Regions from separate parts of the Homo sapiens genome. Here region 2 is linked to region 1. Evidence: chromatin loops called from intact Hi-C (ENCODE). Cell type or tissue: PC-3. All regions are shown on one strand. Links, peaks and the distances in the headings refer to the core of each region. The heading gives the core; the rest is flanking DNA.

Evidence for each region. Peaks named below come from ENCODE experiments on the same cell type or tissue, not always from the same donor. Only the 100,000 strongest peaks of a DNase experiment are listed, where the experiment ranks them.
Region 2: it touches region 1 in a loop (14-fold over the local background); 3 of 110 quality-filtered maps call a loop at or near these places.

Annotation. Positions count from the first base shown.
Region 1 is chr3:9,059,245-9,074,560 of GRCh38, forward strand. It overlaps SRGAP3 (SLIT-ROBO Rho GTPase activating protein 3), which reads right to left. Exons shown (of 22, transcript NM_014850.4): 5 at 5,152-5,337; 6 at 987-1,115. Among named protein-coding and RNA genes, the nearest start is that of RAD18, 100 kb to the left of the region's middle. In PC-3, for the core only: a CTCF peak has its summit at 8,295 (motif pointing left); a DNase peak (open chromatin) is centred at 8,307.
Region 2 is chr3:8,932,630-8,947,945 of GRCh38, forward strand. RAD18 (RAD18 E3 ubiquitin protein ligase) reads right to left here. Exons shown (of 13, transcript NM_020165.4): 4 at 14,591-14,661; 5 at 8,838-9,175; 6 at 6,925-7,024; 7 at 3,242-3,426. Among named protein-coding and RNA genes, the nearest start is that of RAD18, 23 kb to the right of the region's middle. In PC-3, for the core only: a CTCF peak has its summit at 5,565 (motif pointing right); a DNase peak (open chromatin) is centred at 4,612; H3K4me3 peaks cover 1,266 bases; H3K27ac peaks cover 1,369 bases.

The DNA.
Region 1 (15,316 bases), core at 4,348-12,347:
AGGGCCAACCCACTGCTCCTGCTCCTCAAGTTCCAGACAACAGCAGGTGCTCAATTAATATATGGTAAATGAATGAATAAAGGGGCTGAAAGGGCAAAAAAAGAAAGCGAAAAGCAGGAAAGAGGAAGGTCTGGCCTTGGGCCATTTGGGAGCTCCCTCTCCTTGCGATGCTGACAATGGGGCCCCCTCTGGAGCCACGGGAAAAGCAGGAGCCCCCTGACTTCCCGACAGGATACACCAGGAAAAGAGTCCATCGACCATACCAAGCCTTTACTAAACATGGACAGGGCCAGCTCCCCCATCGGTGCAGGAAGGAGGACATGAGAGAAACAGTCCTGGCTCCTACTTAGATGACACAGAAGCCCTCCCCAGCACCACCGCTCACAGTGTTCTTTCTCCCAGTCTGCTTGTCCCTGTGGCGTGTCCTGCACAGCGGGTACTCGGGAGTCAGTGTTCCGTTCTCCATTTGCTTAAGCTGCCCGATTTCTCCCGAGATAACTTCCCCACACAAAGCTGATCTGTATAATTAAGTCTGTCTCATTCGCTACTTTCTTTCGCATGTACACGTGTCTGGCTGAGTGGCCCTAGGGGCGCCAAACATTTTACTAATAACATCTCCTTTACCACACTGGGAAATCCCCCAAGGCATGAACTGTGTATGGTTCCCCCCTGAACCCCTCAAACCCAGCAAAGGACCTGGTGTCCAGGAGGGTACTTGGGAAGTTGCCATTGGATATACAACTGCCCAAGCCAACTGCACTGGGGCCACCAGAGGCCCATGTCCCACTCGTGAAAATAGACACCACGAGGTAACATTCATTTTCCACCTCCCCAAATCACTGCCCTTCCCCTCCAGCAGGGCTCAAAAGAGCTGTGGCTACCCGAGAATGTCAGGTAAAGACAAAGACCAGCCCCTCCTTCAGCCAGTGACATGTGCCAGCCCTGGTGTGGGCCCTGCTCAGTCCCAGACTCCCCAGGGAGCTCACATCGATCAGATCAGAGACATCATGGATGTAGTATTTGCTTATAGCTGCGTTGGTGGCTGCCAGATTGAGCAAGTAGTCATTCCGGGCCTTTGTGCATTTCAGCTTGTTCTCAGAGTACTTGGCCTGCCTCTGGAAGAAGAAAAGAGTAGATGTAAGAGCAAGCCATTTAAGAGGACGGGGTTTGTGATTTTCTATTCCTTTTTTTTTTTTTTTTGAGACAGGGTGTTGCTCTGTCACCCAGGTGAGAGTGCAGTGGTGTGATCATAGCTCACTTCAGCCTTAACTCCTGGACTCAAGCAATCCTCCCACCTCAGCCTCCCGAGTAGCTGGGACTATAGATGCATGCCATCACACCTGGCTAGTTTTTGTTTTTGTTTTTCAAGTTTTTTAGAGATGGTGGGGTCTCACTATGTTGCCCAGGCTGATCTGGAACTCCTGGCCTCAAGCCATCCTCCCACCTTAGCCTCCCAAGTGTTGGGATTATAGGCGTGAGCCACCATGCCCGGCCCAGTGGTTTTTTTTTTCTTTATAGTAGCTGCCTGCCACCCAAGCCCTGCACAGCCACACCTATGGAAGACCTCCATCTGCTAGATGAGTAAGGGCTGGACCTGGACTCAGGCAGCTCCCCTTACACCTGCACCTTGCACCTGCACAGCCGATGAGGACACTAGATGAGCAGCAGCCTCTGACGGTCCTTGCTAGGGTGGGGTGTAAATAAGATCCCTGGCCAGGAGCGTTGGCCTGTAATCCCAACACTTTGGGAGGCTGAGGCAGGCATATCACCTGAGGTTAGGAGAGCAAGACCAGCCTGGCCAACAGGGCAAAACCCCATCTCTACTAAAAATACAAAAATTAGCTGGGTGTGGTGGCATGCACCTATAGTCCCAGCTACTTGGAAGGCTGAGATGGGAGAATCATTTGAACCCAGGAGGCAGAGGTTGCAGTAAGCAGAGATTGCACCACTGCACTCCAGGTCTAGGTGACAGAGGGAGACTCCGTCTCAATCAATCAATCAATAAGACCCCTACCCAGCACCCTCCAGTGATGTCTCAAACTGCTGCTCGCACCTGAGAAGCCCTCCATGGCCTTGTCCCATCCACTTCTCAAGCTCCACCTTCCCCCAGGCTCCCCCTCATTTGCTCAGCCTCCTTGGTCCATCCTTTAAGAGGCAAAATTCATTCCTGTCTCAAGGCCCTCAAACTCATGGTTCCCTCAGCCTTGGCCCAAGGTCTCAAGGCCAGATTGGCTTTCGATGACAAGCTCATCTACCTCTCCCACTCCCTCTGCCCACCCCTGCCCGGCTCTTTTCTTAATAAGCACTTCCACCACCTGAAACTGTATTTTTTTCTACCCTTTTATTTACTTGTTGATTGTCAGTGATCTCCCATTAGAAAATAAGTGGGGTTAGGGACTTGATCTGCTTTGTTCATTGCTAGGTCTGGAGCGCCCAGAACTGTCCCTGCACAAGGTCATTTTCAGTCATTTTCAGTGACTGGAGGACAGGAGGGAGGGAGGATGACTGGATGGGAGAGGTGGGGTGGGGCAGCCAGAGCCGCCCATCTCAGCAGGGACCCAATTGCCCCCCAGGGAGCTGCTCCTGGCTAAGCCAGCCTGGGAATGGAGCAGGAAAGAGGAAGTGGGCTGGAGAGCTGTCCCCTGCTCCTTTCAGACTGATGAGTCCCATTGCTGTGTAAAAAGTCAGGTCTCTGTAAATAAATGGTTTTTCTCCTTTGCCTAGACATTCTTACACCTTCCTATTCCACAGTGAGTTCTCATCCTTTTAATTCTCTTCAGAGATCTCTAACTTTTCCCCAGGGTCCTGGCAGTTACATCCTACGCCAGCCATGCACCTGACCCCCCACAGAGAGTTTTGATATTCTTGGCCTATTTCCAGTGGACAACTATGACCATGACCCTGAGACCATTTTTTAGCCCTTCATAGACTCATAAAATGTTATACCTAGAAAGGATGTTAAAGGTATTTTCATTAAACTCATCTATTTTATAGATGAGGAAATGAGAACTGGAGAGAAGTGGCTTGCCCAAGAGCCAAGTAGCTAATCGAACCAAAAATACAACTCTGAACTAAAAATCGGCCTCTGGACTTCCAGTCAGCACTCACTCTACCTCTCTCCTTCTCCCTATGTTGTAGTCCTATCATTCCCTGCTTGGTTATTTTATTTTATTTTTATTTATTTTTACTGTATTCACAGAGTCACACAACCATCATCATTATCTAACTTTAGAATATTTTCATCACCCCAGAAAGAAATGCTGCACCCATTCACAGTCACTCCCCATTTTCCTCTTCTTTAGCCCCTGGAAACCAATCATCTATTTTCTATTTCCATAGATTTGTCTATGCTGGACATTTCATAAATGTAGTTGCACAATATGTGGTCTTCCGTGACTGACTTCTTTCATTTAGCATACTGTTTTCAAGGTTCATCCATGTTGCAGCATTTGTCAGTACTTCATTCCTTTTCATGGCTGAATAATATTCCATCACATGGATATACCACATTTTATTCAACCATCCATCAGCAGATGAACATCTGAGTCATTTCCATCTTTTGGCTATTAAGAATAATGCTGCTATTCATGTACAAGTCTTTGAATGGACATATGTTTTTATTTTTCTTGGGTGGATACCTAGGAATAAAATTGTTGAGTCACATGGTAACTTAGTCTATGTTTAACATTTAGACTGCTTTCCAAAGTGATAGAATCACTGTACATTCCCTTTAGTAGTGTGTGAAGATTCCAATTTATCCACATTCTCACCAATACTTCCTATAGTCTGCCTTTTTAATTCTAGCTATCCCTGTGGGTATGAAGTGATAGTTCACTGAGTTTGATTTGCATTTCTTTAATCACTAATAATAGAGACAATCTTTTTTTTTTTTTTTTTTTTTTTTTTGAGACAGGGTCTTACTCTGTTGCCCAGGCTGGAGTGCAGTGATGTGATCATGGCTCACTGCAGCCTTGACCTCCCTCAGGTAATCCTCCTACCTCAGCCTCCCAAGTGGCTGGGACTACAGGCACATGCCACCACACCTGCCTAATTTTTCTATTTTTTGTAGAGATAGGGTTCTGCCATGTTGCCCAACCTGGTCTCGAACTCCTGGGCTCAAACTATCTGACCACCTTGGCCTCCCAAAGTGTTAGGATTACAGGTGTGAACCACCATGCCTGGCCCAGACAATCTTTTCATGTACTTATTGGCCACTCATACATGTTTTTTTAAGAGCAACATCTATTCAAATTCTTTGCCTTTTTTTTTTCATAAATAGAGATGGAATTTTGCCATTTTACCCAGGCTGGTCTCGAACTCCTGGGCTCAAACGATCCTCCCGCCTTGGCCTCCCAAAGTGCTGATATTACAGGCATGAGCCACTGTGGCCAGCCCTACAGCACTGTTTTTAACTAAATCTGTTTCGAGTTTCACAATTCTCAGCCCAGTGCTCTGGGCAATTGATCAGAGTTGACATGAGAGATGAGACGAATTTGCCACTCCTATCAGATTTGAAAACTGCAGCTCAGAGAGGTGTTGTAAACGTGGCATTTTCAAAACCCAGCTCATTTGACTCCAAAGCTAGAATTCCTCCCACCACACCCTACTAAAGGACTTTTCCAGAATCAATACACAGGGATTCTAACTCTCTCATCTTTGAATTGGCAATGGCAATTTTGGAATGAGCCCTTCACCAGCTTTCCAGGTGCTGGTCCCTCTTGTTGAGACACATTCAGCAATCAGTTCCCACCTCACCCCCCGCCCCTACCCTTGGCCATCAAATTGGCCTCTGGAACAAGCCCCTGCTCCCGCTAATGCCTTGTGATTCCAGCTCATCTGAGAAGGTGCTTGCTGGGTGTGAATCTCGTCACAGTTCAGCTTTCTTGTGAGTTGAGCACCTCGTCTGCCTGCTGACCTTAGCACTAAGCCAGGCCTAACCAGTGTTAGCACGGGCATGCCTGGCTCCGCTTCCACTAGGACACCGATCTCCAAAAGAGGAGATGCTGGCTACATTGTCCCATCCCCCCTACCCACCACCACCCCACTGGGATGCAGGGGAATAAGGGGGAAGGCTAAGGCTGTCCGCCAAGACCATGGCCCTCCCCTTTGTGCCCTGTCCCCAATCGCTCCCAGCCCAGGGCCCCCACTCACCTTCTCCTTCATCTTCTCAATCTTCTTCACAGAGCTGCGGCGCTGGGGCCGGTCCTCGTGCCGGAGCAGGTTCATGCTGAGGTCTCCTGACTTATTGAACTGCTTCTCCTCCTGCTTCTCAGCCTCCTTCAGCTTGCTTTCCGCACTGATGCTCTCTGCATGGTACATGTGGTAGGTTTTCATGACCTGGGGGTGCACAAGTAGGGGAAATCAGCAGCCAGCTATGGCCCAGCACGGCCCTCCCTGTTACTCCTGGCTCCATACCAAGTTCTACACTCTAGCTGGCCACTGCCCTGGTCCCAAAACACACTCTGGGCACCTGCCTTCCTTTACTTTTGCACAGACTCTCTGAGGACTGGATATGATGATGATGGTCATTACCATCACCATCATCATCAACAACAACATCATTAAGCCCTAACTAAGAGCCAGGCATGGGCTAGTAAAGAGGAAATTAAAAAATAATAATAAATAAATAAATAAATAAATAAATAAGGAGGAAATTTAAAAGGGTAACCGTAGCTCCAAGCATCTGGGGACTGTCAGACGTGACAAGGCAAGCCTGGCCCTTGCTCAGCTGTCCTCTCTAGCCCTGCCAGTAGTGACTGTGGCATCCCTCCGTCTCCTCCCAGTGCCGCGGGGAAAGCCCCTCCTCCCACACCCATGGGAATTGAATGGGAAACATCCTTCTTACACACAAATCATTTTCTCAGCTGTTTCCTGAAGTACAATGGGCTGCAAATGGCTCTGTACCCAAAATGAGTAATATTAAGTAACCCAATAGATATTCTATGCTCTCTGGAATAAATTCATCCTTGCCTATAAAAACAATTCCTATAAAGCAAATTGCACTTTGCTACTCTACTTCCATAATAAAAAAAATGGATATTGTTATTACAGGGGAAATTTCTGAGCCAGAAGAAATTCTAGACATCATCTAATCCAACAACCTTCTAGTTTGACAAACAGGGAAACTGAGGCTCGGAGGTGCAAAGTATCAGTGCAGAGATGCCAGACTTTACATCCATGTATCCAGGACCACAAGCAAAATATAGAACTTCCACTGCACCAGAAAGATCCCTCATGGCCCTTTGCAGCCAATCCCTGACCCCACCCCAGCCCCAATCATAGATTTGCCTTCTGTCACTGTAGATTGGTTTTGTGTGTTCTAGAATCCAGTTCCATGGAATCATACAATATAAACTCCTTTGGATCAGCCCTCTTTTCATTCAGCATAACTTTTCTGAGATTCACTGATGGTGCCGTACATATCAGAACTTCTTTTTTATGGCTAAGTATTCCATTGTATGGCTATGCCACAATCTGTTTACTTAGTCATATGTCCACAGCTACTTGAGATGTTTATAGTTTTTAGCTATTTTTGAATAAGGCTGCTATGAATACTTATGTACATTTCTTTGTGTGGACATGTATTTTGATTTTTCTTAGGTAAATACCCAGGCGTGGGATGGAGGGTCATATGGTAAATATATATTTAATCATATTGGAAATCTGGCCTCTCACTTTTAATCCACCACTTTTTCTACCAGATCATCCTAGATTGTCTGTATCATTTTTTCATAAATAGAGACGGGGTTTTGCCATGTTGTCCAAGCTCGTCTCAAACTCCTGGGCTCAAGTGATCCTCCTGCCTCAGCCTCCCAAAGTGCTGGTATTATAGGTGTGAACCACCACACCCAGCCCTTAATGAATTTTTTTAATTCATTACCATTTTCTGAGCAGGCATACTTTTAGTAGCCTGAACACTGGCTGGGCTGCTCCATACCAACAGCATTTTTACTGGTCCCCAACCAGAAATGTACTTTTCTTCTGCAATGCCAAGTGTATGATCATCTTTCTATGCTAAGAAACAAAGAAACTTCTGGAATCCATGGCTCCTGGGCCTTGTTCATTCTCTTCTGTGGCTTGGATTACTGTAACAGCTAACAGAGCCAAGGCTTCCCCCAGGAATGAAACGTGCTCCTATCTAACCAAGCCCTGTAAGTCAGAGAACTCAGAATGAATTCCTGGCCAACCCTAAAATCTTATTCCTTGTCATTTGAAGTGCTGTGAAGTGCGTTTATTAGAATGAGGAATTCTGTGACTTTATTTTTTCTTTTTGAGACAGAGTTTCACTCTTGTTGCCCAGGCTGGAGTGCAGTAGCATGATCTTGGCTCACTGCAACCTCCACCTCCTGGGTTCAAGTGATTCTCCTGCCTCAGCCTCCTGAGTAGCTGAGATTACAGGCACCCGCCACAATGCCCGGCTAATGTTTATATTTTAGTAGAGATGGGGTTTCACCGTGTTGGTCAATCTGGTCTTGATCTCCTGACCTCAGGTGATCCTCCCGCCTTGACCTCCCAAAGTGTTAAGATTACAGGCGTGAGCCACCACGCCCAGGCTCTGTGACTTTTATCATTAAATCACAGCATTGATTCATTGTTCAGAAAGTTGCCTTTGCCACTGGCCAGGAGTCAATGTGGCAACATATATTGTAGATCATGGAAGGTAAGAATATGGACAAGTGTCTGGGCTGAATCCTGATGGTCCCACTCCTTAGCTGTGTGACCTTGGACAAGTCACACAACCTCTCTGACCTCTGCTTCCTCGTCTGTAAAAATGGGATAAAAATTTACTTCCTATGCTTGTTATGAGCACTAAATGAGTTAATTTCTGTAAAGTGCTGAGAACAATACCTTCCACATAGTAAGAGCCATGGAGGTATCTATCAGATGCTACCACCACCACCACCACCATCATCATCATTATTATCCCTGATTTGGGCTCAGGGTTTAAGAACCTGAAACATGCTCACTTGGAAATGCTTACAAGCTCTGGAGAACATTAACTAATGTGAAAAAAAATATATTTTTATGCCATGTTTCTCCCTTCTTCCTTCATCCTAAAAATCCCCCAAACTTGGAAAACAATACATGGATTTAAAATGCAGTCAACTTTTCTTCATGGGTCTTGGTGGAAAGACGGCTTCTCTGCGTTCCGTCCATTTTTGCTCATTTGCGATCTCCCTAAGACTCCAAAAAACCCCCTTCTTGCTGATTTCATCCTCTGTGTATGCCAGTTCCACCAAGATCACATCCAAATAACTCAATGGACCAGAATATGTGCCATATTGATGCGTTCTCGACATCTAGTGGCCAAAAGGGGTGACTGCAGACTTGCAGATAATCAAAGCAGGCGCCTATTTTGATGATCTTCATGCCTTGGTTAAAAGGACACTGGGGCCTGTCAGGGGAGGCGGCGGGAGGGAGAGCATCAGGATAAATAGCTAACGCATGTGGGGCTTAATGCCTAGGTGATGGGCCTATAGGTGCAGCAAACCACGATGGCACACGTTTACCTATGTAACAAACCTGCGTGTCCTGCACATGTATCCTGGAACTTAAAATAAAAATAAAATAAATGAGTCCATTGAGTTATTTGGATATGGTCTTGGTGGAACTGGCATACAGAGAGGATGAAATCAGCAAGAAGGGGGTTTCTAGGAGTTTTAGGGAGATTACAAATGAGCAAAAATGGATGGAATGTAAAGAAGAAATAAAATAAAATAGGTGTGGCTAAAGTGTGAGAACGCCTGCTGCGGCTGTCTCCAGGACCCCACCTTCCCCCTTCTCGACATGTCCCTCCACATCCACAGACAACCCTGGGTTCTTTGCCTCACCACCATATTGCTGGTGTTTTTCATGTCTGGATCCCATCCCCGTCTGCGTTCAATGATTCCTGCTACATCTCCTTTTTCTATTTTGGCTTCTGAGTCTGCTTGCCTCGCCACGAATCTGTCATCTGTGCTGGGTAGTTCAGGGGAAAAGAGAGCCTTTCTATTTACAGCTAGATCTTCCTGTCCAATCACCATGCATCCATCCACTCTCTCAAGGTCAACAGCCCAGCTGGGTGTTCTCAATTCCCACATATCCTTTGCCTAGTTTTCTTTTTTTATTTTCTCTCCCTTTACATCATTTTCTACTCTTCTTGAGCCACAGAGTACTCTTCCTGCCCTCCGACAGGCCAAACTTCCCAGACAGCCTCTAAACTTCATTCCAAAAATCCCATGCTTGGAGAAGACAACCCAAGTACCCTGGGGCCAAACTCCCTGTGATCTACTCGATTCCTGATTCCAAGAATAACAGTGAACTCCACTGCCGAGGGTGACTTATGACAGACAGCTGCCACCAAAGAGTTCACCTGGAAGTTTCTCCAAAATGACTCTATTTGTACCCAGAATCCTCTAGATGTTTCTTTTATTTAATTACCTGATACATGGGCTTCAGCATGAATGGTCCTTAGCTCAATAGACTAGAACAGTTAGCTCAATATTGCTAGTCCAGGATGCATTAAATAATATTTAACCTTATCTATTGCTTCAAAGTTTGCAAACCTCCTTCCAGGAGCCCTTCTAGTAAAGGAGCATTTCAATGAGTCCTTTCCCTAATCCTGGGAGGTAGTGTGATGACAGTAACAACAATGATAGCAGCTAGCATCTATTGAGCACTTACTACTTGCCAGGCCTTGCTTTATGCACTTTACCTATATTAACTCATTTATTTCTCAAAAAAACCCTATGAGATAGGCATCCTATGATCCCTGCTTTACAGATGAGAAAACCATGGCCCAGAATAGGTCAGTAAGTTTCTCTAGGTGAAAAGCTGGTAAGTGGAGTCAGGGTTCAAAGCCAAGGTGGCTGACCCCAGAGCCTGGGCCTACTGAACACATGGTTGTTTTGCTTTCCTTGTACCCCTTTCTCAACTGTAAAACAGGGGTGAAAGGCTCCTCCAGCCCACTGGAATTCGGGAGACTTGGTTTTGAGACTCAGCCCTCCCACTACTTGCTGGGTAGCTGTGGAGAGGTGTGTCCTCTCCGTGTCCGCCTGGTGAAGATCAGAAGGGGGTAGATGGGGAAAGTGCTGTCAACTGCAAATTATCAAGTGACCAACTGCCAGCAGCAGTGTGCCCAGGGCTGGGAAGGGGCAGAGGTGGATGCAGGAGCTCAGCTGAGGCCAAGTTCCTGAACTGGGGATGTCTGAAGGGCCCCTCAGAGGTACCCATCCACTTGATGCCAGGGAAGGGATTCACTTTCCAGCCCTCCAGACTCTATTCAGGGAGTCTAGGGAAGGACTTCGTAGGGATGTGTCAGTTAAGACCACTGTTCTTGGACCAAGTTCAGTTGCATGTGTTCTCAGAATAAAAGGTCCTCCATAAATCTTGGTGTCCTAGCCCCTCACTTGAGGAGATGGAGGCTCAAAAGTAGCAAGAGCGGGCTGGGCGCGGTGGCTCATGCCTGTAATCCCAGCCCTTTGGGAGGCCAAGGCGGGCAGATCACAAGATCAGGAGTTTGAGACCAGCCTGGCCAACATAGTGAAACCCTGTCTCTACTAAAAATACAAAAATCAGCCAGGCGTGGTGGTGGGCCCCTGTACTCCTAGCTACTCAGGAGGCTGAGGCAGGAGAATAGCTTGAACCCAGGAGGCAGAGGTTGCAGTGAGCCGAGATTGTGCCACTGCACTCCAGCCTGGGCGACAGAGCGAGACTCCATCTCAAAAAAAAAGAAAGAAAGAAAGAAAAGAAATAGCAAGAGTGCTGTCCAATGTCACACAAAAAGCCAGGCAGAGCTGGGACTGCAGGCCAGGTCTGTTTACCGCTAAGCATTGCCTCTTCTGGTCATCACACTGCCTTTTGCTTTGCACACATTGCCTTTTGCCTCTTCCCTGATCCTCAGATTCTGAAAACAGCAAAGTGTTATCTGTACCATCTTTCAGCCCCTCATTTAAATGCAAAAGAAGGCAAACAGAATCTGGAAGTTGACAGCATCCATAAAGGGACACCTGAAGCAGGATAAGGATCAGTTGTTAGAAAACAGCTTCTCAATGATGCAGTCCCTGTGTGCTTCCTCCACCCTGCAGACAGGGCTGTCCCTGGGCACAGTGGCTCACTGCTTCCAGCATTTGTGTATGGGTGAAACCCTAGGCCAGTGCATGACTGAGACCTCCTTGAAGGAAAAGAGAAGCAAAGTCCTGAGGCCAGGGTCTTGTTCGTGATAGTATTCTCTGTACCAGAGCAGAGCCTGGTACCCAGCAAGTATCAACACATATTTGCATGAATGAATGACTGGCTGGGCTGGCTGGATCAACAGATCAAAAGATCAGTGGATCAGTGAATATGGCTGAATGGATGGGTAGATGGATGGATGGACAGATGAACAGATGGGTGGGTGGGTGGATAAATGCAGGGATGGGTAGATAGATGGGAGAAAGGAAGAGAAGAAGGCAGGGAGAGAGGGTAAAATGAGGGAGGTACAGTTCTATTGCCTGTGTTCTGCTGAGCATACTTGGAAGTAGGGAGATTGCTGTACCATCAATCATTAAATATTTATTGAGCAGTTCATTATGTGCCAGGTACTATGCTAGGCAATACTACAGTGTGGAAGACATGCAGGTCGCCGCCCTCATAGGATCCAAACTGTAGTAGAGATACAGGCAATTACACAAGTGATGATCACATGGTGGGATAAGTACAATGATGAAGGACGTACTAGGCACCATAGGAAGGCTTCCCGGAGGAAGTGACATCTAAACTGAACACTGCAGGAAGAGTAGCTGTTAGCTGGGTGAGCAGGGCTTGGGATGGGGGTGGAGTGTCCCAGACAAAGGGAGCAGAGTGAGCATTAGCCCAGGGGAGCAGGAGGCAAACAGGACTGGGGAGCAGCTGAAAGGTGGAAGAACATCAGGTATGTCAGGTATGAACATCAGGAGCACCAGCCAATGGAACCACTTCCTCATTCTCCCCAAGGGACTCCTCCTCAGTGGACACCTGTTGTTTTTCTCTGCCCAGACTCATCCAGTCTTCTTTCTTTGGGAATAGCCCCCTAATTTTATTTTGAGGAAATCCCCCAAATTCCCCTCCACTATTCTCAGTACACGTGGTTCATGGGAGTTTGACATCACCCCACAATCCTGGGGTGGGCATGAGACCCTGGCCTGGCCAATCCGTAAACTTATGTTCATCTGGCCATAGGAAGCTCAGCTAGGCCAATTAGATGCTACCCTAGGGCTTCACTGGAAACACTGGGAAGGGAGTGTTTTCTTTCCACTGGAGGGTGGGGAGAGGCTAATGGGAGGAGAATTTGCAGTGCTAGGGACCATTTTTGTCACCACATGGGAGAAGCCTGCCAGATCATGAAGTCCACACAGAGGAAAACAAACCAGAAGTGGGAGAGAGACTGATTCTCAAAGGTGGATGGATGGATGGATGGATGGATGGATGGATGGATGGATGGATGGATGGATTGGAAAGAGTGGGGAAGGAAGGTAGGAAGAGAAGGAAGGAGGGAAAAGGGTAAAATGGGGGAGGCATAGTTCTACTGCCTCTGATCTAGTGAGTATATTGGCGGGGAGAACAGCTACACCTTCAATTATCAAATATTTATTTATGTGTCAGGTACTATACCAAATGCACTACAGTCAAAATACAGTATAGAAGACAGTTGGGGTCTCTGGCCTCACAGAGTACACGCCGTACTGGTGAGACAGACAAATCAGTGTGTGAGCCCCTGGATCCAGTTAGACCTGAGCTACATGTTCATGTGATTCAACAGAGTGTCATTTTTATCTAAGCCAGTTTGCACCAGATTCCAGTCCCTTGCCACTAAACAAATTGCAAAAGGCAGACTTCCTTCCCTTTCAGCCTCCCCAACTACCCATATCAGTCCTGATCCCAACCGGCCAGGCTCAGTGCAGTGACTCAGGAGCAGTGCTGACTGGGCGGAGGCTCCCTCCAGCATCCCGGGTGCTGCTTCCCACCGCGCTAAGTGCTGCTCCTTCTGCCCCTCTCTGCACCCAGGAACTGTCCACTGTCGATCAGATACCATCTCTTCTCTGGCACCTTCCTGATACTCAGTAGATTTCATCACCCCCTCTTCCATGTTCCCACACACTGTCATATCCCCACTAAGGCACCTGTCATAGTGTGCAGCCACATCTCGTGGTCTGGATATGCTGATGATCAATACATGTATTCTTAGTGAATGGGTGTCTGGGCAGGACAGCAGAAAGAGAAGGGAAGGTTACCTAGAGGGAAACCTCTTCCATTCTGCTTAGGACCAGTTCCGTCCCTGGATGACACTGTGCACACACCCTGGCTGGCAGGCTGTGACAGCCCCGCAGAGCTGCCCTGCCCTAAGTCTGAGCCAGGACCCTGGTCTCCCTTCCAGGGCACAGTGGCATGAAGATCAATGCCCGGCAGGAGCCTCAGTATTCCTCAAACTCCACACCTTCATCCCACAGACGGGGGAAACCGAGTGTCAGAGCCCCACTATCTGGCACTGGGTCAGTGTTGCCACTTGTGTTAGCAAGGTGACTTTCGGTGTCATGGGAAGGAAACACTGCCAAACTGGACACTAGTAACACAGCAACCGAGGTGACATAGGGCTGGAGGAAGAGTCAGGAGATATGCTTCTCTCTGTGTATCTTCTTGCATTGTTTACTGTACTGTTCTTCACCCCTTTCAGCTCTCTGAGGATCCTTTGATTACATCAGGAGGAAAAAACAGTCGTGCCCACACATCTTCAAAGCTTCTCGCCTGCTGCTCTGGCAGGCACAAGCTTGAATATACAACACTGCTTGATTTTCACTTAACTAACAGAACGCTTCTATTTATACCAAACTGTGTTTCATCTGCTAATGTGAAGTATCATTTCCTTCCACAATAAATGCAGGTTCGTAGTTTATTTTTTAACTTTAAATTTTAATTCTTTTTAAGACGGGGTCTTACTCTGTCCCCCAGGCTGGAGTGCAGTGGTGCAATCACAGCTCACTGCAGTCTTCACCTCCCAAGCTCAGGTAATCCTCCCACCTCAACCTCCCGGGTAGCTGCGACTATAGGTACCCGCTAACATGCCTTGCTAATTTTTTGTATTTTTTGTAGAGAGAGGGTTTTGCCACGTTGCCCAGGCTGGTCTTGAACTCCTAGGCTCAAGCGATCTGCCTGACTTGGCCTCCCAAAGTGCCGGGATTACAGGCGTGAGCCAAGCCCAGCCCAGATAAGTAGTTTCTATATAGTCATATAAATAGTTTAATGTATTTATATCACTAGTGTAGGGGAGCGCTTAAGCACTCGGAGTCTGGAGCAGGTTCTGCTGTTTCCCCTCTGGGCAACCCTGAGCTGGCCACCTGGGCTCTCTGTGCCTCAGATTTCTCATCCCTAAGACGGGCGTGGTCATAATGCCACCTACCTCAAAGGGTTACGATGAGGATGAAATGGATCGGTACATGTAAAGCATTTAGACCAGCCCCTGGCCTTCAACAAGCACTGTACATGATTGGAGGCTCTAGTTATTCTTGAGATGAAACAATCTCCAAAATATACCTATGAACGCAAAGCAAGATGCAGAATAGTAAGTACAGTTGTCACCACTTGCATAAAACAGGAATGTGTGGGATATGCCCAAACGTGTGTGCTGATTGATGGCTAAAAGGTCTCTGGAAGGAGACATGGCTAACTGGACACTAATAACCTAGTAACTGAGATTATACGGGGATGGAGAAAGAGTCAGGAGACATGCTTCTTCCTGGGTACCTTCTTTTATTGTTTAATTACTGTCTTATTTTTTTAACCAAGTGTATGTATCTTCTATTTCTAAATTTAAATATTAAACAATTTTTTTAAAGGAAAGTCATCCAGCTCAAGTATGGAGCCAGCATCACAGAGAGCAGGCCCGGAGAATGGGAAACGAAGGAGGAGGTGGCTGCACGTTTTCCAGCGAAACATTCTTAGGGCTCTGGCTGGCCCAGTGGAGATGGGGAATGGAGAAGAAAGATTCCAAACTATGTAGGAAAAATATTTATGCCTCATTCTTTCATAAAAGACACAATGACTCAGGACTCAGGTTTGCTAGGCACTGGGCTATACTCTATGACAATCACTCTCCCCAGAATAATCCAGACAAATGAACTGGCAGCAGCCCCATGTTCCAGGGAGGGACTGGGCTCAGGGAGTTTGTGTGGCAGGGCCTTCAAGTTAGGTCCAGCTGACTCTAAAACCTGTGCTCTTCCAGCACGCAGGGCTGCTTTCCACTAATTAACTAACACTGGGGGAACTTAAAAAGGGAGGGGAGGTCAACTTAAAGAAAAATATTCAGTAAATGACAGAGGGCCCA
Region 2 (15,316 bases), core at 2,355-10,354, 130 kb before region 1:
CACTCCACCCAAGAGAAATGAAAACATATGGTTACATAAAGACCTGTGAACCCATGTTCATAACAGCTTTACTGATAATAAAAAAACTGGACACAGTCCAGTTGTCCATCAACAGGTGAAGGGATATACAAATTGTGGCATGGCTATAAAGCAGAACACTGCTTGGCAATAAAAAATAAATGCACTGGCTGGGCACGGGGGCTCATGCCTGTAATCCCAGCATTTTGGGAGGCAGAGGCGGGCAGATCACAAGGTCAGGAATTCAAGACTAGCCTGGCCAATATGGTGAAACCCCATCTCTACTAAAAATACAAAAATTAGCCGGGCGTGCTGGCAGGCACCTGTAGTCCCAGCTACTCGGGAGGCTGAGGCAGGAGAATCGCTTCAACCTGGGAGACGGAGGTTACAGTGAGCCGAGATCGCGCCATTGCACTCCAGCCTGGCCGACAGAGAGAGACTCTGTCTCAAAAATAAATAAATAAATAAAATAAAATAAAAAATAAATGCACTACTGGTAAAAGCAACAACATGGAAAAATCTCAAAAGTATTATGCTAAGTGACAGATACCATATGTAAAATGCTACATACTATACAATTTGTGTAATTCCACTTATGTGACAGTCTAGAAAAGGTAAAATTATAGGGACAAAAAAAGAGATCAGTGTTTCCTGAGGTCTTAGAGTAAAAGAGAGGGAATATACAGCAAAGGGGCACTGGAACTTTTGCTGATGAAGGAAATGTTCTACATTTCAGTTAGAGCAATGGCTAAATGACAATATACATTTGCCTAAATTCATCTAACTATACACTTTCAAAGGATGTATTACATGTGAGTAAGTTATACATCAATAAAAAGGGCACATACAAAAAGCGACAAGCCATTGGATATAAGGAAACTATAGAAAAACCAGTTGTATTTTTGTGTACAAGCAACTAATAAAAATTGACATTTTAGAATAAAACATCGTGTACCACTGCATCAAAAATATCAGAGAATAACTCTTTAAAAAGATGTGTGAGACCTTCACACTGAAAATTGCAAAACATTACTGACAAAAATCAAAGACAAAAAAGGGGACAAACCATATTCATGAATTGGAAGACTCAAATACTATACAGATATCAACTATCTCAAAATTGATCTATAAATTCAATGTAATCCCAATTTAAAAACTTATATGGAAATACAAAAGGCCTAGAAAAAACAAGTCAACCTCAATAAACAAAACTGGAAGAACTATATTACCAGACAGCAAGACCTATTATAAATTACTCATAAAGTACTTAAGACACACATTATTTATCCTGCTCAACGGTAAATAATAGCCCAATGGAACAAAACAATGTCCAGGCCTACACATGTACAATTAGCTGATTCTCAGCCAAGACTTCTGGCAATTCAGTGGGAGAAGGGATGGCATTTCAATGAGTGGTGCTGCATCAATTGGTTATTCATATGGAAAGAAAACAAGACAATCTTGTCCTCTACCTCACAACATATGCTAAAATCAATTCCAGATAAACCGTACATCAAAATTTAGGAGCAAGAACAATAAAGTTTTAAAAGAAAACAAGAGAAGATCCACATGATCTTGAAGTAGGCTAAGGCAAAGCACTGATCAAAAGGAAAAATGTAATGAATTGGACTATTTTAGGAACTTCTACTCTTCAATGATGCCATTAAGAGAGTGAAAAGGTGAAATTAGAAATGTACATACATCCAGCAAAAGATTTTTATCCAGGAAATTTCAATTACTCCCACAAATAAGAATAAAAATAGGCCCACAGAACAGAAGAATTGGACATAGATTTAAACAGGTATTTCACTACAGAGGACATCCAGATGGCCAACAAGCATATAAAATTTATAAGTCATTAAGGAAATGCAAATTAAAATAACAAGGTACTACCATGGACCCACTAGAATGGCTAAAATGGAGAGTTAACAGTGGTGATGTTGTCAAGGGTGCAGAACAACTGACACCCTCACACCCTCCTGATGAAAGTGTACATGACTACTGAATTTGGGGCTGTATCCATGAAAGCTGAATATCTGCAAATATATAACACCAATTCCATTCCTGTATATATATATCCAACAGCAACATGCACCTATGTGCACCACAAGATATATAAAAGATTATTTGTAGCAGCATTATTAATAGAGGAAAAGTGGGAACAAAATGAAATGTTTATTAAACACTGAATGGATAAGATGATACGTTTATACAATGGAATACCATATAGCAACAAAAATGAAAAAAACATGACCATATAAAAAAACATGAATGAATCTTATAATGTTGCACAAATGAGGGCAGGCACAAAAGAATACATAAGCTATTGGCCCTTTATTTAAAGATCAAACATAGGCAAAATGAACATATGGGGTTAGAAGTCAAGACAGTGGTCAAATGTGAGAATGAAGGAGTGAATGGGAGGGGGCAGATAGGGCTTTTGGGACGCTGGTAGTGATCTCAGTACTGGCTACAATGACATTTCACTTTATGAAATTTAGTTTGTGATAATTCACCAAACAATACACTTATAATTTGTGTGTTTTAATGTTTGCATGTTATTCTCCAAGTTTTTAAAAATTAGGCAATTCTATATGTTAATAGAAAGAACTCCAATGTATGTGTGTGGTTTAATGAAAAGAACCAACCACTAAATAGTGCACTACACAGAATACTATCATTTTGTAAAAACAGTAATGAAAAGGATATATGTTTGTGTACAATAATCATAATGGCAACATTTACTGAAAGCTAACTACTTGCTAAGGTACTGTGTTAGGCACTTTTCATGCCTTTTATCATTTATTTCACTCAACATTATGAAGTGGGTAGTTATTATAACCCTTATTTTATGAAGGAGAAAACTGAGGTACAGAGATATCAAGTAACGTGCCCACAGTCACCAAGCCACAAAGCTGAAAAACGGGCACTGTAACCCAGGCTCTCCAGATCCACTCTTCCCCACCACATTCTCCCTAGATAGGCACATGAGAAACTGGCAATGGGGTGCCTCTGAGAAGGGATCTGGGGATTGGAAGGCAGGCTGAGAGGAAGGCTGGCTTATCATAGCATACTCTAGGTACCTTTTGAAGGAACACATTTGCACGTCTTATCTATCAAAAATGTATTTATTTACAATATTTTTCTATGGTTTATAATTTCTGAGCTACACAAAATTGCTTTATCCAGAAAGTAAGCATAACTCACTGTTTTATTACTTTACCTGATTTAGGATGCAAAGCATCGCATTGGGCATTGTACATGTGTACAAATTCTTGGTGCCTTTTAATGAGCTGTTGTTTATTTCCTTGAATAGATAATCCATGCTCTTTTAGCTTTTTCTTTAAATCACGATCAGAGAGCAAATTATATACAGTTTTGGGCAGCGGCTTCCTTTTGTGAACAGAACTGAAAAGGGGGGAAGATACCTGATGATTATTGTGAATTATCAAATGCTTTTCATGTAAAATGGCAAATAAATTCTGATTCAACACCTGGGTGACCGGGAAAATAGTAGAACCATTAGATTAAAAAGGGGAGAGAAAAATCAAGTTTGTGGATAAAGTTGAGTGTCTGACATGATGTATCTGAGGTGCTGGTAAGACATTCAGACACAGGGGCCTAGGTGGCACCAGAAGTGAGAGACTTGGGTCTCAAAAAGAGGTCAGACCTAAAGAGGCACACTTAGAAGACATATATGTAACGCTTGTGGAATATGCTGTGAGGACTTCACTTAGAATCACACTTACATAGACCTATTCAATTTTCCACCTCTTTAAAGCATGCTAGAAATTCTAGTGGGCTAAAATTCAAGCTACATAAAAGTACCAATGACTTAAGCAATTCCATAAACAGGAACTTCTTAGTGAGTTTTAATTCATTTCACCTGATTATAGCAGGTTCTCTACCTGGCTCAGCTTTATGGCAATTAGATGCTTAACAAAAATGTGCTCAAGGAGGTCATTACACTTGCTATCATTTCAAAATAAGAATAGCAAAGATTCAGGTGAAAATTAACAGAAACTTGAAATAATAGGTTTATCCAAAAAACAAGTTTTTACAAAGGATTTGCATATAACTAGCTCACACAAGGCTGTCCCAAACGTTAGTGTACCTAAGAAGCACCTAAAGAGTTTATTTAAAACGCAGATTCTCCATCCCCTTCTCCACACCATCCACCAATTAGGGTTCAGGTCTGAAGTGGAGCTCTAAAATCTCTATTTTCAACAAGGTTCTCCAGAGTAAATCTGATATAAACGGTCCAATAATCAAACAGAGAAATATTACAGTCAGGTATAGACTGAAAACAATCAAAAATTTCTCTATTAACCAACAGAGCCATTCCCCAAATAAATTATGTCTTTTATGCTGTATTAACAAAGTCTAAAAGCCAGAAATAACTAATTAACTGTGAAAAGACCTGCAAACTCTCAATAGATTATATTTTTCTGAAAATTGCTCTTCTTACAATGACAACCCATCTGACTCTACAAGGTTGATAAAATTATGGCAAAATGAAATCTCAGTAGGTAGCAACAGCTGAATCATTTTGTGTTTACAGAAGCACACAGGGAGAGATGATTCATTACGTCTGTATCTAAAATATTTGTTTTATCAAGGACAGATGATTAAACTGTGACTGTGAAATTCCAGTGAAGAACTGTACTGTTCACTGGCATTTACAATAAAAAGCACCACCAGAGATCAACAATTTCTATCAGGAATTTTAAAACATGAAACCTGATAAATGTTTCCCCAAACACGAAAATGACATTGATTTTTCTTCCATGATTTAGTGGAACTGAGTAATACATTTAAGGGGCCTCAGAATCTGAGGCAGTTCTGACATGGTTTTATATAGAAGGGTTAAGGGCTGCCACTCACATTCAGCAGATGGCCTGTCAGAATATTGTGGAGGAGACAGGAAAACTCACAGGGCCTTTTCTCTATGACCTGACTCCGTGGCCAAGATACAACTAAAGAAGAACATGGCCCAGTGTTGTCTTCAGAATCTCCACAAACACCAGTTTTGTAAGATGGAAGTGATGAGAACAGAAAGGCTTGGCGGTCAAATAAATTTAGGATTACTAAATTAAACAAAACCTAACAGTAACCCTTAATGTAGGACTTCTCAAAGCCTTTAACACACTAAGAGGGGGATCCAGGAGGTAGTGCTTATAAGTTCACTACAGAGCACTGGCAGGACTATAGTGTTCTTTGAAGCAGGAATTTAAACCACTATTAGAACTTAATTACACATGGACGAGTATGTCTTCAAACAAACTGACAGCATCAGAAATGATGTATCAGAAATGTATTCGAACTGATGGATGGATCTAGAAAAAGGGGAGTCCATGCAAGATAATCAGTGCAGATTCCTTACTCTTCCAAAAGAATATACTCAGCTTCTATATTCCCAACTCATGCATTTCTAAAGAGAAAAGCAGTTCATCAAACTCTCGTGGCTTATGGGAAATAATCCTTAGGACTATTCATTTACTCCAAATCACCACTAAGCAACCTAAAAATCTAAATTTTATTCTCATTAACAAACTTACCCACTAGGTGGGAGTACTGTGCATGTAAAACTGCCCCAGGTTTGGACTCAAGTATGTCTACCTTAATAAAGCACCATTGTGTCTTATATGTTAGCTTTTGTAAGTTGTAACAGTATGAATCTGACCCTCAGAATCTGCATTCACTCCAAATTTACTCATAAAAATTAAGTGATGTATTTTCTTTAATCACAAAAAATAATACTATGGCTCTGTCTTATTAACATGGTTTTTGGAAAATACTCTTCAAAGTCCTTCAAAACAGACTGAACATAGAAGCAAATCATTCTTTCATCCCCACTTCTCAGATACCATTAATTTCTTCAGCTTCCCTCCTCTTCTTTTCCAAATCTCTCTGAATTATCACCTATTATCTTGCCCTTGCCTCCTGTTTCAGAAGGGTCCTTTCTGCATGTCAAGGATAACCTCATTACTGGGCTCTTGTGCTCCTCACTTTCTTCCATTTATCCTCTGCTCTCTCCCTGGAAATAGTGGAAGGAAAGAGACTGAAGGCTTAAACTCCTATTTTTAAAAAGAACAACCCTTGATCTTTATGCCACTCACTGCTTCTCCAAACTACCATCTCATCTTTCTCCCTTCATCACCAGACTCATCTAAATTGTGTCTTCTGCTTATTATCCACTGATTCCGTAATGCCTTGCAATTTAAGTTTGACTAGTATTTCATTCCTGAACAACTTATATGTGTAACAATAGTGGACTAGCATGAGAAATTACAGTTATTTTCATGTACAAGGGAGGTAGAACAGCACAGTTGTTTAGATGTAAATACTGAGCTGACAATTTATTAGCTACAATACCTGGAGGATGGGGGGGTGGTGTGGGGTATGACATTACATTTCATATATGCATTTTTGTACCTTTTTATATCATATATATTTATATAATTTCCTAGTCAAAATTTTTTGAAAAATTCAATTTTAAATTTTAAAACTTCTGAGCATCCTAAAGATCAGAGAAAGGTTTTTTATATCTTATATTCAGAGTCTAACCTTGCTTTCTTTGGCCAAGAGGCTTTTTGGTAGTTTTTAAAATCTAAGAGAAAAAAACAAGTTTAAAAAGAATTGAATTTGAAGTCACTAATTTCTTATTAAGTCAAAATTTAGTAGCAGTTCAAATATTCAATATAGCTAATCATATTTGGCAAAGTGGGAGTTGAAGAAAGAACAGAGGAGAGGGATTGGAAGAAGTGGCCAACAGGAGTAAAGAAGAAAGCAAGTAAGAGCAGGAAATACGGTCACCAGGATAAAAGGAATACTGTAATTTTCCCCCAAGTAAGCACAAGAGGCACCCAGCTAAAGTAGCTCAATGGTTCTGCTCAACTTCCTTACCTTCTGAGGCTTTCCTTCTTCTCTTCGCGTGATAAACAGCTGTCTAAATGCTTATTAATGTGACTTTCTGGAATGTTAACCCCGCAAACAGGACAATCCACTGTATTTTTTAAAAAGAAAAAGAGAGACTTTATTAATTGTAGAAGGGGCAAAAGTATGTAAACTGGCATCTTTTCAGCAAGTAAAGTAAAAAAGAATCCCAACTTAACATGCACTTAGAAAAGCAGAAAAGAAAAAGAATGGCCCATCGGGACAACAGGAGTGGGACAGACTGGTTACTGGGTAATGGCTAAATTGTGGGAAGTCACAAAATTGAAGTCCTGGTCCCAGAGAAAGAGACTGCAAATAAGCTTGAAAGTTCATTTATTAAAAATGTTTCGGTTACATCTTTTCTACCAAGGTATGACCAAACTATAGAACTCATCTTAAATTTTCCCAACCCTTAGGAGCTATCCATGTTTAGCCCAGAAGCAATAGTAACGACTTAAGTAAGACACACCTGGCCCAAGGGCCGAGTGAAGGAAAGGTAGTTTAATAATTTATTGAGTTCAATTTTGTCAATGGTTACAAATTTGTTAATTTAGCTCTCACTGATGATTCCATATATAATGTTAAAATTAAGGAACACAGTCATTCTCAAACTATTTCATAAAGTTGCAGGGATCTGTGGGGGTATCTCGGGGCCTACAGACCACCATGGATAATAGGCAGAAGGAGGTCAGGTGGAACAGAACAATCTGTTTTATCTATTTTATACGTTATGGTTTATCGTAAAATTTCATTTGGGAAAAAAGGTTCCGCTAGGGGAAAAACAGTTAACCATCAAGCTAAAAAATACTACAATAAGAACTGTCAATTGGTAAAAAGACTAAGGATAGACATAGTAGAAAATATAAGTGAAATTTATATATCTTTAAAAGATGTAAACACGTTAAGTACTAATAAACTAATTTCAATCTAAGTTTAATACACACTCACATCTCTGCACTACGTGTGGTATGGGTATACCAAAGATGTCTAAGAGTTTCTGCCTAAAAGGTGCTCTAAACTTCACTGGAAAGAAGATACAGAAACAAAAAGTTAAACAAGCTGACATATTCATCAAACAGTTAAGCAAATGGGATACAAAACAGTCCAGAAAACAAGTGCTATAGCACTTTTGTGATGTGAGACAGTGTTTTCTAACATAACAAATGAATAGTGAGGATCTGGATAGAGTCTGGAAAGGTATAGAACAGGGGCCGGCAAACATTCTTAGTGAAGGGCCAGGTAGAATTTAGACTTTACGGATCCTATGGCCTCTGTCACAACCATGCAACTCTGCCACTGTAGAATGAAAGCAGTCACAGAGAATAGGGTGGGTATGTGAACTTTTATTTACAAAAACAGGTGGCAAGCCAGATTAGATCTGCCAGTTGTAGTTTGCCAATTCCTCAGTGTACTGGAGGAACAGTGGGGAGGCTAGAGCAGGACTTCTGAGACAGAGAGGTGAGCAATAAGGCGGGATGACTAGGTTAGGCCTCAAATTGTCACAGGCTTTATATGGCAGGCAGAACAGTGAGGAGGCATTCAAGTGGTGGTAAAATAAGATAAAAAGAGCTTTTCAAGATTAAATGGGAACTGATATGTTGAATGAGGGGAAGAAAGATTAAAAGCTGAAAACAGAAAGCTACTGCCATACTTGAAGGCTGAACTAATTAAAATTGTTTCCTTTTTGTAGCAGTCAGCCTGAATTCCTGTTTCTGAGAGAGAAAGAGAACAAACATATCTACAACAATGTCTGAGGTTTGTGATATGGTAAAATCTGGTTTGTCCTTTACCATTCCTTCCCCCTCAAAGATGCTGCCTATTTATTCTTATGTCATGTGGATGAAAAGATGTCCATATTTCCACATATGAAAATAACTTCCTACCTTTAGTAACTTGTTTCAAAGTGGATGTCGAGGGTGGCTCAGGACGCTTAGCCTCTGAGGGATCTGGAGCGATCTCTTCTACAGAACGTGTCTCTTTGGTCTTTGCAGCAGGGCTCGCCTCTTTTTGAGGGCTGAATTTGCTTTTATTTTCTTTTATCAACAACTCTGATGTAGAACCACTCATTTCTCTGATCAAGAAATTATCCATTAACCTGCTCCCCTGCTTTAAAGACTGTCTGGAGGCTACAGGAGTATATACTTTGACAGCAAGATTCTTTGAAGAGGAAGAAGCAGGAGATTTGGCTGGTGACTCTAAAGCAAACTGCAGCAGATGATTCCTTGAAGCACAAAGAACACAACAGACAATTAAGAGATCCAATTTTACATCATAAATTAACTGACATAAGCTGTTTTCCCAATTAACCTTGTTTTCTGAAATACAGGACCTATACTATAATGACAACCAAACCAAAGTTTCTTCTAGTATAACTCAAAGCAATAAATCTAACGTAAAAGGCAGTTAATGTGTCAATAAAACAAAATGAAAGGAAATCAGCTTTAGGCCACAGAGAACAGCTTATATGAGACCTAATCTCCAACCATAAGTAACTTTAAAATCCGAACAAAATATACTGATATAGTCTGGATGTCGTCTCCACCAAATCTCACACTGAAATGTGATTCCCAGTGTTGGAGGTGGGACCTGGTGGAAGGTGACTGGATCATGAGGGCGAATTTCTCATGAATGGTTTAGCACCATTCCCTTAGTGCTGTCCTTGTAACAGTGAGTGAGTTCTCATGAGATCTGTTTTAAAAGGGTGTGGCACCTCCCACTCTGTCTCTCTTGCTCCCACTCTCACCACATGACATGCTGCCCGTCTTTTGTTTTCCACTGTGACTGTAAGCAGCCCAAGACCTCACTAGAAGCCGAGCAGATGGCTTGTACAGCTGCAGAACCATGAGCCAATTAAACCTCTTTTCTTTGTAAATTACCCAGCCTCAAGTTTACTTTATAGCAATGTAAGAATGGCCTAACTTGCATAAAAAACAACTCTTTGTAGGCACTGGACTGAAATCAACACAAGGCTGCAATCCCTGAAAAAGAAGAAAACATGAAGTAGTCCAACATTTCCCCCAAGACTTACTTTACCCTGGGAGCATTTTCTAGGAATGGGTACTAAAGTGAAGTCTAAACAGGAAACATTGATCTTACTTGTTAGAGAAAATAAGAGATCAGAGTTCTGAACAAAACTGGCCAGGATTGAGGGGTCAGAGTGCTTTGACACGTGGTAGCTACTGAAAGGGAACCCCACCAGTCTGCTTAGAAATTCACATCCATTCCTGCTCATTTCCAGGGCTGCACATGATTAGACAAAAACACAGGAGACCCACTAGGAAGCTGATACTGGTAAATTAAAATCCCAAACGTCAGTGCTGGAAAGTTAGTTGTTCGCATTGGAGCCCAGCCAAAGCTGAGAAATCTTGGTAAGATCATGGACATTCAAGTGACACCCCACAAAGACCACACCTTAGAAAAATGGACCACACTGAAGAAATATAAACAAAGCTCAAACAGACCTAACCTAAGAAAACATTATACCAGGCCTTGACAGAACAAAGATGAAGAGCTGATAATTTAACTGCCTCTTAGAACAAAATGTGACATCTTTCAAAAGAAGACAATTCACAGCTTCTACAACGTTTCAACCACAATGTTCAGCACATATTTTAAAATTATTGAACATGCAAAGAAGCAAGAAAAAGTAGCCACTAATCAAGAGATAAAATATTCAATAGAAGCAGACCCAGAGGTAATCCAAAGAATAGCATCTCTAGGTAAGGACTTCAAACTATGATAAACATGTTAAAGAAAAAAAAAGAAAAGGGATAAAAAGATAGTGTATTATGAGAAATAAAATCCATAAAAAAGAATAAAATGAACATTCTACAACTGCAAAATACCATATCTAAATTGGATGAGTATAACAACACACAATACAAACTTGAAGGCAGGTCAATAGAAAATATCCAAACCAAGCACAGAGAGAAAAATGAATGAAAAAGACAAACACAAAAAAGTATGAGATATTGGGCATAATTAAAAGCCCAGAAGGAACAGAAAGAAAGAATGGGAAATCAGCAATACTAGAAAAACCAATGGCTGAGAATTTTCAAATCTGATAGAAAAAAAAAATCAACCCATAGATTCCACCACTACCGAATTTACATGAAACGCAACAACAGAAAAATAACTAGAAAATCTCCAAATGTTAAGAAATAAAGCACCACACTTCTAAATAACCCCGCATGTCAAATCACAATGAAAACTAGAAAAATATTCTAAACTGAACGATAGCATGAAGGGTTGCCAAAACTGTCCCTGGAGGGAAAATTATTGAAAATAGAAAAAGTAAAAACCACCACTCTAAGCTTCCAACTTAAAAGGTTAGGAAATGAACAGCAAACTAAACCCAAAGAAGAGAGAAACTAATAACAGATACTAGTGAAATAGAAGAGATAACAAGAGAAAACAAGCAAAGCCAAACATTGGTTCTTTGAAAAAATTAACAAAACTGTTAATCCCTACTAAGACTGAACAAGAAATAAATGAGAGAAAATACAAATTACCAAAACAAAGAATTAAAAGAAGACCTCGTTACAAATCCTATAAAGAAGATAATTAGAGGATATTATGAACACTTTAAAACAACAAATTTTAAATTTTAGATAAAATGGACAAATTCTTTGAAAAGCACTATTCATCAAAACTGACAAAGAAACAGAAAACCTGAAGAGCCCTTATTATCTGTTAAAGAAACAGAAGCTATAATTTAAAACTTTTCCACAAAGAAAACTCCAAGCCCAGATGGCTTCACTGGTAAATTCTACCACATATTTAAGGAAGCTTTGTTTATTTCTTCAGTGTGGACATGGTGGCACATACCCATAGTCCTAGCTAATTGGGAGGCAGAGGCAGGAGGATCCCTTGAGCCCAAGAGTTCGAGGTTACAGTGAACCATGATCATGCCACTGCACTGCAGTCTGGGCAACAGAGCAAGAAGAAGAGAGGAAAGGGAGGAAGGGAAGGAAAGGGAGGGAGGAATAGACGGGGGAGGGAGGAATAGAGAGGGGAAGGAGAAAGGAGGAGGGAGGGAGAAAGGAAAGGAGGGAGGAAGAAAGGAAAGCAGAGAGGGAGGGAGGGAGGGAGGAAGGAAGGAAGGAAGGAAAAGTCTTGTCCATCTGTTAACTATACAATAACCTTACCTCTTCAGAATGGGGCTAAGAATCAAGAGTCAAAATAGGCCTTTGGGTAGACATGGGCAGCCATTAAATCTATGCAATCAATTCCATGGACTTCTGTAACTAAAGTCCTGCAATGCTTGTTCTGATCAGAAACATGTAAACAGCAGTCTAGAACCATTTGGCTAAACAATAAACTGTAGTCGGCCCTTCCCATCCACCAGCTCTGCATCTGTGGATTCAACTAATCACAGAGCAAAAATGTTCAAAAAATAATAAAAGTAACAATACAACAATGAAAAATAATATAAATTTTAAAAACACAGTATGACAACGATTTATATAGCATTGTATTAGGACTATAAGTAACCTAGAGGTGATTTAAAGTATAAGGGAGGATGTGCATATGCAAATACTATGCCATTTTATGTCAGGGACTTCAGCATCCACAGATTTTGGTATTCTCAGGGGTCCTGGGACCAATCCCCTTTACTGAGAGACAACTGTACTAAATTTGATCGTTTTTAGAATGCAAACCAATAAAGAAATGTGTAATTCTATTGAAAGAAATCTGTTTATATTTTTAAAAGCAACATAAGGTACCTCATAGAATGTTCCAACATGCTTTGTTCAACAAGAGACCAAATACACAGTGGTGGTTTCATTAGACGATAATGGAGCTGAAAAATTCCCATTGCTAAGTGACATCTTGATAATCCTAACCCTGTGTGGGCCTAGGCTAATGTGTGTGTTTCCATCTTCTTTTTTTTTTTTTTTTTTTTTTGAGACGGAGTCTTACTCTGTCGCCAGGCTGGAGTGCAGTGGCGTGATCTCGGCTCACTGCAACCTCCAACTCCCTGGTTCAAGCGATTCTCCTGCCTCAGCCTCCCAAGTAGCTGGGATTACAGGTGTGTGCCACCATGCCCAGCTAATTTTTGTATTTTTAGTAGAGACAGGGTTTCACCATGTTGGCCAGGATGGTCTCGATCTCCTGACCTCGTGATCCACCCACCTCGGCCTCCGAAAGTGCTGGGATTACAGGCGTCAGCCACCAAGCCCGGCCTCCATCTTCATTTTTAAGAAAAAGTTTAAAAAGGAAAAAATAATAACAATTTTTAAAAACAGAAAAAACCTCACAGAATAAGGATATAAAGAAAGATGCTTATACAGCTATACGATGTGTTTGTGTTTTAAGCTAAGTGTTATTACAAAAGAGTCAAAAAGTTAAAAAAATATAAAAGTTTACAAAGTGTAAAAGTTACAGTAAGGTTAATTATTGAAGAAACTTTTTTATAAATTTAGTGTGTAGTCTAAGTGTACAGTGTTTATAAAGTCTACAGTAGTGTATGGTAAGGGCCTTAGGCCTTCACATTCACTTATCACTCACTCATTGACTCATCAAGAGTAACTTTCAGTCCTGAAAGCTCCATTCATAGTAAATGCCCTATAAAGATGTACCATTTTTTATCTTTTATACCATATTTTCCCTGTACTTTTTCTATGTTTAGATACACTAATAGGTACCATTGTGTTGCAACTGCCTACCGTATTAGCTATAGTAACATGCTGTACAGGTTTTGTTACCAAGGAGCAATAGGCCCTGCCATATAGAATAGGAGTGTAGTAGGCTATACCATGTTGGTTTGTGTAAGTACACCGTATGATGTTCACACAGCAACCAAATTGCCTAATGACACATTTCTCAGAACACATCCCTGTTAAGCAACACATGATTACACTTAACTACAGGGGCACCTGACCACTATCTAAACCAGTACGTCCTTCATAAAAATTCTTGTTTGACTTGCATGATTAAAACTAAAAGTAATCCAAGATATTGAAACATGCCTTTTCATATCCCTTTGGGTGACCAAACTCACTTTCACACATTCATGCATTTGACAGGAAGTAAAGTTGCATATCTGAGCTTTATAAAGTACAAGCAATTACATATTTCAAATGCCATACCATTTAATACATGCTGAATAAATCCGATTAAGAATTAACAGATTAATATATAGCAGACAGAATCAATTATAGATATGTGTATATACATGAGTTAGTACATACATATATATAACATACATATATTACTTAGCTCTGTCCATTGAGAGGGCCTAGAAGCAATGACACCCCAGTAGCAACAAGCATACCCAGCACCAGATCCTGGTCTCTAAATACTATTCTCCAAGAAGAGGAGCTCCTTGGAGAAATGGCTGATTCTAGGGCTTGGGCAGGAAAAGGAGTATCTTCAGAGCACCCAAAAGTAAGGAAGTCCTCAAATCTGCGTTTTAACTCTTAATTATTCTATACTACAGGAGAATTTCTGTTAAGTAAAGGAAGAAAATCTTACTCTAGTAAATTTTCCATGTGTGAATAATGACTGTTACTTCCCTTCTTTGACTATAAAATATGCAACCCTGCATTCCCTAATCCAAAGGTGCACAAAGTAAAGAGAGAACACATATAAAAGGCAAAAGTAGTTAGAGGTTAGTCACAAAATTAAATCATACCGTGCAAAATTCAAGCTTTTTACCAGTTCATCTAATATGCGGTTATTTTTCAGATCCGGCTCTGTGACAGTCTAGAAAAAACAAACAACAGATGGAAAAAGGTCAAAAACAATAATCAACTTGTCATAATCTTGTTTTTGAAAATGTCTGACCCATCCTCCTGAGGTTCTCCATCCCACTAAGTCTTCTAAGGCAGCCTCAAAATAAAGTTCATTTATCTCATGCTAATATGAAATTTTAAAACAGTGAATCAGTATCTGCTGACTGGAAGTCTGATAAAAGCTCTCCAGAGCTTCTCTTATAATCATATATACTCTGTACTGACTACAATCAAACCTAATATAAGCAAGAATCTTTCTTCAAAATGCCAGCACTCAGCTTTCTCAGAAATTTCTCCGGAAAAACAGAAGAGAAATGTTCTTTTAAGTTCTAACACTGGGAGAGGCACTAAGTGTTCAAGGAGAATTTTAAAGTAAGATTGGTTTTCAGGAATGCAAGAGAAAAGTGACAAACCCAGTACTTATTTGGCATGAATGGTACACAGTTTATCTCAGCGATGAGACCATCTTGTCAAAAGCAGTGTAACATATCGTAAAGATCTTAGACTTAAGAGCCAAATCACAAAATTTCTTACATAGAGAAATAGTTCGAAATGTTCAGTGACACCCTGACACCACATACCTACCAGAGAGGCAAAACTAACCAAACTCCTTACCTAGTCCTAGT